2 separate regions of the Homo sapiens genome follow, and region 2 is linked to region 1. Evidence: read pairs that join two places in POLR2A ChIA-PET (ENCODE). Cell type or tissue: Caco-2. All regions are shown on one strand. Each heading gives the region's core, and the rest is flanking DNA. Links, peaks and the distances in the headings are about the cores only. Region 1 has its middle 5.1 kb from the start of NASP. Region 2 overlaps POMGNT1 (protein O-linked mannose N-acetylglucosaminyltransferase 1 (beta 1,2-)).

Region 1 (4,385 bases), core at 207-4,206:
GTGGTGGGGGCCTGTAGTCCCAGCTACTCAGGAGGCTGAGGCAGGAGAATCACTTAAACCCAGGAGGTGGAGGTTGCAGTGAGCTGAGATCGCACCACTGTACTCCAGCCTGGGTGACAGAGTGAGACTCTGTCTCAAAAATAAATAAATAATAAATAAATAAAAATAAGGCCAGGCAGGGTGGCTCACGCCTGTAATCCCAGCACTTTGAGAGGCCGAGGCAGGCAGATCACCTGAGGTCAGGAGTTTGAGACCAGCCTGGCCAACATGGTGAAACCCCGTCTCTACTAAAAGTACAAAAATTAGCCGGGCATGGTGGTGGGCGCCTATAATCCTAGCTACTCAGGAGGCTAAGGCAGGAGAATCGCTTGAACCTAGGAGGCGGAGGTTGCAGTGAGTCGAGATTGCACCACTGCACTCCAGCCTGGGCAACAGAGTGAGATTCCATCTCAAAAAAACAAAAAATAAAAATTTTAAAAAATAAGTATATTTTAAATCCATGTACTTTTTAAATTTTTTTTGAGACAGAGTCTCACTCTGTCGCCCAGGCTGGAGTGTGCTGTCATGATCTCAGCTCACTGCAATCTCCACCTCCTGGGTTCAAGTGATTATCCTGCCTCAGCCTCCTGAGTAGCTAGCATTACAGGCGAGCACCACCGTGCACAGCTAATTTTTGTAGTTTTCGTAGAGATGGGGTTTCACCACGTTGGCCAGGCTGGTCTTGAACTCCCGACCTCAGCTGATCCACCCACCTTGGCCTCCCAAAGTGCTAGGATTACAGGCATAAGCCACCATGCCCGGCCTGTTTTCCTCATGTAACCCCAGGAATTAAAAGTCCTCAAAGGCCAATGGTCCAAATAGGAGATTGGCAAATGAAGGATCTTGTGGGGGCTGGGTTTTCTTCTGCCTGTCCGTGGAGTTATATACGTGTTGTGTGTGACGTCTATAGAAATAGCTCTAATTAATTGGCCTAAAGGAAGATAAGCACTTGGATCAAATATTTATTAAAGGGAAGATAGGCTGGGTGTGGTGGCTCACGCCTGTAATCCCAGCACTTTGGGAAGCCAAGGCGGGCGGATCACCTGAAGTCAGGAGTTCGAGACCAGCCTGACCAACATGGACATACCCCATCTCTACTAAAAATACAAAATTAGCCAGGCTTGGTGGCCCATGCCTGTAATCCCAGCTACTTGGGAAGCTGAGGCAGGAGACTCAGTTGAACCTGGGAGGTGGAGGTTGCGGTGAGCTGAGATTGTGCCATTGCACTCAAGCCTGGATAACAAGAGCGAAACTCCATCTCAAAAAAAATAAAAGGAAAGATAAAACCTGTGATACTTTTCAGTTCACCTGACTTTAATCTTTGAGAAATGAAAACAGCCTTAAAGATTATTGGTAAAAAGCCAATGTCATCAAAATATAAATAAGTGGACTGGGCCGAGTGCAGTGGCTCACGCCTGTAATCCCAGCACTTTGGGAGGCTGAGGTGAGCGGATTGCCTGAGCTCAGGAGTTCAAGACCAGCCTGGGCATCAGGGTGAAACCCCATCTCTACTAAAATACAAAAAATTAGCTGGGCATGGTGGCGTGCTCCTGTAGTCCCAGCTACTTAGGAGGCTGAGGCAGGAGAATTGCTTGAATCCAGGAGGCAGAGGTTGCAGTGAGTCGAGATCGTGCCACTGCACTGCATCCTGGGCAACAAAGCAAAACTTTGTCTTAAAAAAAAAAAAAATAGTTGGACTAAATTATGCAGGTCAGATACCAGGTTGGCTAAATGTTTTATGGTTATAAACTGCTTTTTGGTCTCTACTAAAAATACAAAAATTAGCTTGGCATTGTGGCAGGCACCTGTAGTCCCAGCTACTCGGGACTCTGAGACACAAGAATTGCTTGAACCGTGAGACAGAGGTTGCAGTGAGCTGGAATCATGCCACTGCACTCTAGCCTGGGTGATAGAGTGAGACTCCATCTCCATCTCAAAAAAAAAAAAATTAATCTTGCAAAGAAATTATCTGTGTGAACATATTGACTAAATTCAAAAGTGTATTGTATGATTTTTCTGTAAATTGAACATTGAAATAAAAGCACAATAAGGTACTCTTAAGGCACTAATCTGCTCTTTGGCAAAATTTGTAAAGGCTTATAAAAGGTTTTTTTTTTTTCTTTTTATGTTTCTGAGTCATTATTTTGGCAAAATAAATAATTTATTGTAATCTGGAATTCTATTTTAAGTGTTTCAAACCTCTAACATATTTAACAGGCTTTCCAAAATAAAACTTCAGTTTCAAAATTGTCTTTCCTGACACCTGGCTTTTCGAATACTTCAGAAGGGCCCCTAGAGTGTCCAGAAAAGAGAGCTAAACAGGATTATTTGAAACATTTAGGTACTTGATACTGTGTTCAATCTTCTTTAGGTTACATTTTGGTGAATAATACATGTTCCAAAATTGTATGGAATTTCTAAAATTCTAATGTCTGAGTATATGCTATCAATCATAATTAAGGTTGTTAAGTTTTTGTAAACCACGGAGATAATCAAACTTCTTTGTCAATTGTGCTTCTAACTGTAACTACACTGAACATTTTGTTATTCACAGACAATTGTTGTTTCGTTTTAATCCTTTTCAAAACAAGGTTTATAATAAGCTATAGAACTTTGACAGGTGCTCTCAAATACAGGTTTCTGATAACTTTGGAGATTGTGACATTGGAATAAAGGAAAAACGTACAGGACTCATGAAGAGCTAAAATGTTCACAAATATCAAGTAAAACAAGAGTTAACTGAATGTACTCAAGAAACTGAAGCAAACTTTTTAACTTTTGCTTGGAATATTGCTGATCCTTATTTTGTTTTTCAGAGTCAAGGAAACTTACTTTGAGCTATTTATGTCCTTTAATAAATTGAGTAAGGTATCCTCTTTTTTTTTTTTTTTTTGAGATGGAGTCTCGCTCTGTCTCCCAGGCTGGAGTGCAGTGGCACAATCTCAGCTCACTGCAAGCTCCGCCTCCCAGGTTCACACTGTTCTCCTGCCTCAGCCTCCCGAGTAGCTGGGACTACAGGCACCCGCCACCAGGCCTGGCTATTTTTTTTGTATTTTCAGTAGAGACGGGGTTTCACTGTGTTAGCCAGGATGGTCTCAATCTCCTGACCTTGTGATCCGCCAGCCTCGGCCTCCCAAAGTGCTGGGATTACAGGCATGAGGAGTAAGGTATACTCTTCTGAACAAAATCTGGAGCATGTTTTTTTTTTGTTTTGTTTTGTTTTGTTTTGTTTTTGAGACGAAGTCTCGCTCTGTCGCCCAGGCTGGAGTGCAGTGGCGGGATCTCGGCTCACTGCAAGCTCCGCCTCCCGGGTTCACGCCATTCTCCTGCCTCAGCCTCCCAAGTAGCTGGGACTACAGGCGCCCGCCACTACGCCCGGCTAATTTTTTGTATTTTTAGTAGAGACGGGGTTTCACCGTTTTAGCCGGGATGGTCTCAATCTCCTGACCTCGTGATCCGCCCGCCTCGGCCTCCCAAAGTGCTGGGATTACAGGCGTGAGCCACCGCGCCCGGCCTGGAGCATGTTTTTTGTTTCTCTCTGCCTTGTTCCTCTAGAATTTGGAAACTATCTGTGAGTATTCTTTTTTGCTTTTGTGTTTGTTTGTTTGTTTTTTGAGATGAAGTCTCATTCTTGTCCCCCAGGCTTATCGGGGGAACCTGCCCCCGATAGTCATGTAAGTTCTTTTCTATTTTCCCTAAGTGTCGGCCAGTCTGAGAAATAAAGGGAAAGAGTACAAAAGAGAGAAATTTTAAAGCTGGGTGTTCGGGGGAGACATCACATGTCGGCAGGTTCCGTGATGCCCCCCAAGCCGTAAAACCAGCAAGTTTTTATTAGTGATTTTCAAAAGGGGAGGGAGTGTACGAATAGGGTGTGGGTCACAGAGATCACGTGCTTCACAAGGTAATAGAATATCACAAGGCAAATGGAGGCAGGACGAGATCACAGGACCACAGGACCAGGGCAAAATTAAAATTGCTAATGAAGTTTTGGCACACATTGTCATTGATAACATCTTATCAGGAGACAGGGTTTGAGAGCAGACAACCGATCTGACCAAAATTTATTAGGTGGGAATTTCCTTGTCCTAATAAGCCTGGGAGCGCTACGGGAGACTGGGGCTTATTTCATCCCTACAGCTTCGACCAAAAAAGACAGCTGCCCCCCAAAGTGGCCATTTCAGAGGCCTACCCTCAGGGACGCATTCTCTTTCTCAGGGATGTTCCTTGCTGAGAAAAAGAATTCAGTGATATTTCTCCCATTTGCTTTTGAAAGAAGAGAAATGTGGCTCTGTTCTGCCCAGCTCACTGGCAGTCAGAGTTTAAGGTTATCTCTCTTGTTCCCTGAA
Region 2 (4,385 bases), core at 109-4,108, 610 kb before region 1:
TGCAGTAGTGTGAGCTGCCGTGACAGCATGAGCTCTCCAGCAATGGTGGAGGCCAAATTAAAGCTAGTAAGAGCTTGCTGAGGATGCTGCAAAGAGGATGGAGAAGACGGTGGGAAATTAGAGGGCTCTTTACAGGTCTAGGACTTCATTTGTGTGTCTTATAGATGTCTGGCTGGTCAGCAAGTGGGTGTGGGCCAGACAATGTGAGGTGCTGATTTTCACTCTCATACCCACTCCAGGAGGCCTACTTCAAGAAGCACAAGTTCAACACGGTTCCAGGTGTCCAGCTCAGGAATGTGGACAGGTTGGGGCTGGCAGCAGGGCAAGGGGTGGATATCTAGGAGATTTGGAGGCCAGTCCCTGAAAGTCCCTTCCAATGCTGGGCCTGTGTGTTTACTCCAGCCCTGCGGCTACAGATTCCCATGTGACCCCTTGCCCTGCTCAGTGCTACCCATGGGACCTGAGGGCCTGCCCACTCCCCTGACCCATTTCTCCCTCCTCTTCAGTCTGAAGAAAGAAGCTTATGAAGTGGAAGTTCACAGGCTGCTCAGGTATGGCCTAGGACAATTGGGGTGTAGCAGGGAGCAAAGAGTCAAATACTGGGGATCTTGGCCCCATAATTTACAGGGTCCTGTGCAAAATGAAAATCAGGGCCCTCATCTCAAACATTAGGAACTTCAGGCCGGGCGCGGTGGCTCACGCCTGTAATCCCAGCACTTTGGGAGGCCGAGGTGGGTGGATCATGAGGTCAGGAGATCGAGACCATCCTGGCTAACACGGTGAAACCCTGTCTCTACTAAAAATACAAAAAATTAGCCGGGCGTGGTGGCAGGCGCCTGTAGTCCCAGCTACTTGGGAGGCTGAGGCAGGAGACTCCAGCCTGGGCGACAGAGCAAGACTCCATCTCAAAAAAAAAAAAAAAAAAAGAACTTCAAGGTGGCAACAGCAGAGCATTCAACCAAGTACAGGGTCCTGTGGGACACACCCATGAAGTGGGCCCTGTCTTGGCTATATTCTCCCACCCTCTACTGCAGTGAGGCTGAGGTTCTGGACCACAGCAAGAACCCTTGTGAAGACTCTTTCCTGCCAGACACAGAGGGCCACACCTACGTGGCCTTTATTCGAATGGAGAAAGATGATGACTTCACCACCTGGACCCAGCTTGCCAAGGTGCTCCAATACCATGCCCACCCTGGAGAACCCCTCCCCCTCACACACATACTGCCCCAAGATCCAGGGAGCCTTTGCTCTGGAATCTTCAACCTCAGAACCTCCTCTTTATACTCTTAGAACACCTCTTCCAACCTCCTTGTCCAAATTCATATTCTAAAAGATGCTATCTCTTACAAATTGAGGTGGTTTCTGAGGAGGGGTGGGGGCTGGGCCAAAGGGTCGTCAGTGACCCCTCCCTACAGCTCTCTGACCCATGTCTCTGTCTCCATCCCACCCTCACTAGTGCCTCCATATCTGGGACCTGGATGTGCGTGGCAACCATCGGGGCCTGTGGAGATTGTTTCGGAAGAAGAACCACTTCCTGATGGTGGGGGTCCCGGCTTCCCCCTACTCGTGAGTGACCCTTTTCTGCCCTGGGAAACAGGAGGCCTAGTGAGATCCAGGGATATAGCTAATGGCTTCTTCTCTATACATTCTTGTATTATTTTCCCAGAGTGAAGAAGCCACCCTCAGTCACCCCAATTTTCCTGGAGCCACCCCCAAAGGAGGAGGGAGCCCCAGGAGCCCCAGAACAGACATGAGACCTCCTCCAGGACCCTGCGGGGCTGGGTACTGTGTACCCCCAGGCTGGCTAGCCCTTCCCTCCATCCTGTAGGATTTTGTAGATGCTGGTAGGGGCTGGGGCTACCTTGTTTTTAACATGAGACTTAATTACTAACTCCAAGGGGAGGGTTCCCCTGCTCCAACACCCCGTTCCTGAGTTAAAAGTCTATTTATTTACTTCCTTGTTGGAGAAGGGCAGGAGAGTACCTGGGAATCATTACGATCCCTAGCAGCTCATCCTGCCCTTTGAATACCCTCACTTTCCAGGCCTGGCTCAGAATCTAACCTATTTATTGACTGTCCTGAGGGCCTTGAAAACAGGCCGAACCTGGAGGGCCTGGATTTCTTTTTGGGCTGGAATGCTGCCCTGAGGGTGGGGCTGGCTCTTACTCAGGAAACTGCTGTGCCCAACCCATGGACAGGCCCAGCTGGGGCCCACATGCTGACACAGACTCACTCAGAGACCCTTAGACACTGGACCAGGCCTCCTCTCAGCCTTCTCTTTGTCCAGATTTCCAAAGCTGGATAAGTTGGTCATTGATTAAAAAAGGAGAAGCCCTCTGGGGATGTCTTGTGATTGTGATTTTGTGTGTCAGGGGGGTGCTGGAGGGAAGTGGTGGAGAGAATACTTGTGTTGGATGGTGAGTTTTCCTTACTGTCCTCCACAGAGTTTATCTTCCATTTGGGGCCATTTGGCCACCAGGGGATGCCTGAGTCTCAAACTCCAAGGTTTTTCCCCAACTCTACCCTAGGACAGCTTGACTTTAGCCCCGCCCTACTTGAGGCTTGGAGCAGCCACCCTACCTCTTCCCCACCGTTTAACCACCAGCCGGGTTCCTGCTTATCTTGCCTGGGCCGGGCACCTGTCCCCAGAGACAGAGCAGGAGAGAACAAAAAGGGATACTGGGGAGTTGGAAGAGGAAATGAGAGAGCAGGTGTGCATAGTAGGGGTGGGAAGGAAGTGGATGGGACAGGACTGGGCAGGCATCATTCAAGAGACGGGCTAGGGTGCAGATGGAGATGTAGGAGCAAGGGTGTCTATGGCCCTTAGAGCACTTTGCTATTCAGAATTCTCTATCTGGGCATTTTTGTGGAGAAATGGGTCATGGTCTTCATCAGATTCTCACATAGCCAGTAACCCAAAGAGGTTAGGAAGATCTAAGTTAGTCATAGGGGCACCAGAAAATGGATGGGATTGTCCAGAGGGAGTGAATGAGAAAGCCTACGGCAGGGAAAAGAACATTTAAGGGATCTGTGAAGGGCCTAATGTCAGGAGGATGAGTGTGGAGCACCTCTTCAGAAAGGGTCTGCCTGCCTCTGTACAAGTACAGAACTCCAGCTGGAACTCCAGCCCTCCTGCCTGCTCTCTGCCCTGCCTCTTTCACAGGTGCTTGGAGCCCAACTCGGTGACAGCATGGGTGGTATGTCGCTTGGACATATCTCGCCACCCTGACGCCTTCAGTGTTTGTTGGAGCTGGATATAGTGCCTGAGGTGGCACAACAGCCAGGTTGAGCAGCAATTAGCCCATGATGAGGTAGAGGCCCGCCCTGGGCAAACAAATCCCATGCAGCCTCCACACAGGCACACGGCAGAGGAGAAGTGTGAGAGGCACAGTATGGTGGTGAAGGGGTGAGGCAGGCTAGCTCCTCCCCCTGTCCCGCACCCTAGCAGGCTCCTGGTCTGGCCCTCACAGACCAGCTCTAAGGCACTGTTTGGTTCTGGCCAGGTCCCTCTTCCTTTCTGGGCTCAGCAAGGGGGTGGTGGTTCTGGGCTGCCCTGGAAAAGCTCAGGAAGAGAGTTACAGGGGTCAAAGGGAAGTAAGGAGGGGGACTGGTTTGTTAGGCTGGGCTTTGCTTGGTAGCAGACACTGTACCCTCTTGCCATAGCCTCCCTCAGGCCTCTCACTCCTGGCTCAACAGTGATCAGGTCTATATCAGACATTCTGGCCAGCTGCCCCTTCAAGTGGAACTAGTACCATGTCAGCCAGGACTACACCAGGTGCTGGAGTTCTGGGCCCAAATCTAGGCTGAGCTCTTCACAGAAGCCTGTGGGACTGGGGCAAGTATCTTGGCCTTTCCGATCCCTAGTTTCCTACCTGGAGCATAGGGATAGTTAGGGCTAAAGAAGAGATGAGGTCTAGGTCAGGTGAGGTGGCTCACGCCTGTAATCCCAGCTCTTTGGGAGGCTGAGGCATGTGGATCACCTGAGGTCAGGAGTTCGAGACCAGCCTGGCCAACATGGTGAAACCCTGTCTCTACTAAAAATATAAAAAGTTAGCCGGGCGTGGCCGGGCACGGTGGCTCATGCCTGTAATCCCAGCACTTTGGGAGGCCGAGGTGAGTGGATCACGAGGTCAGGAGATCAAGACCATCCTGGCTAACACAGTGAAACCCCGTCTCTACTAAAAATTCAAAAAATTACCCGGGCGAGGTGGCGGGCGCCTGTAGTGCCAGCTACTCGGGAGGCTGAGGCAGGAGAATGGCGTGAACCCCAGGGGGCGGAGCCTGCAGTGAGCCGAGATCGCGCCACTGCACTCCAGCCTGGGCGACAGCGAGACTCTCTCAAAAAAAAAAAAAAAAAAACACAAAAATTAGCCGGGCATGGTGGC

The links. ChIA-PET counts read pairs that join two places held together with the same protein. Peaks named below come from ENCODE experiments on the same cell type or tissue, not always from the same donor. Only the 100,000 strongest peaks of a DNase experiment are listed, where the experiment ranks them.
Region 2: POLR2A ChIA-PET joins it to region 1 with 5 read pairs; 3 of 35 experiments call an interaction of 5 or more read pairs at or near these places.

What each region holds. Positions count from the first base shown.
Region 1 is chr1:45,576,781-45,581,165 of GRCh38, reverse strand. No RefSeq gene overlaps it. Among named protein-coding and RNA genes, the nearest start is that of NASP, 5.1 kb to the left of the region's middle. In Caco-2, for the core only: no CTCF peak of the experiment used is centred there; no DNase peak of the experiment used is centred there.
Region 2 is chr1:46,186,639-46,191,023 of GRCh38, reverse strand. It overlaps POMGNT1 (protein O-linked mannose N-acetylglucosaminyltransferase 1 (beta 1,2-)), which reads left to right. Exons shown (of 22, transcript NM_017739.4): 18 at 240-304; 19 at 507-551; 20 at 1,035-1,170; 21 at 1,457-1,566; 22 at 1,667-2,341. The coding sequence ends at 1,754. It also overlaps a transcript of TSPAN1 not described here. Among named protein-coding and RNA genes, the nearest start is that of POMGNT1, 9.6 kb to the left of the region's middle. In Caco-2, for the core only: no CTCF peak of the experiment used is centred there; a DNase peak (open chromatin) is centred at 2,145.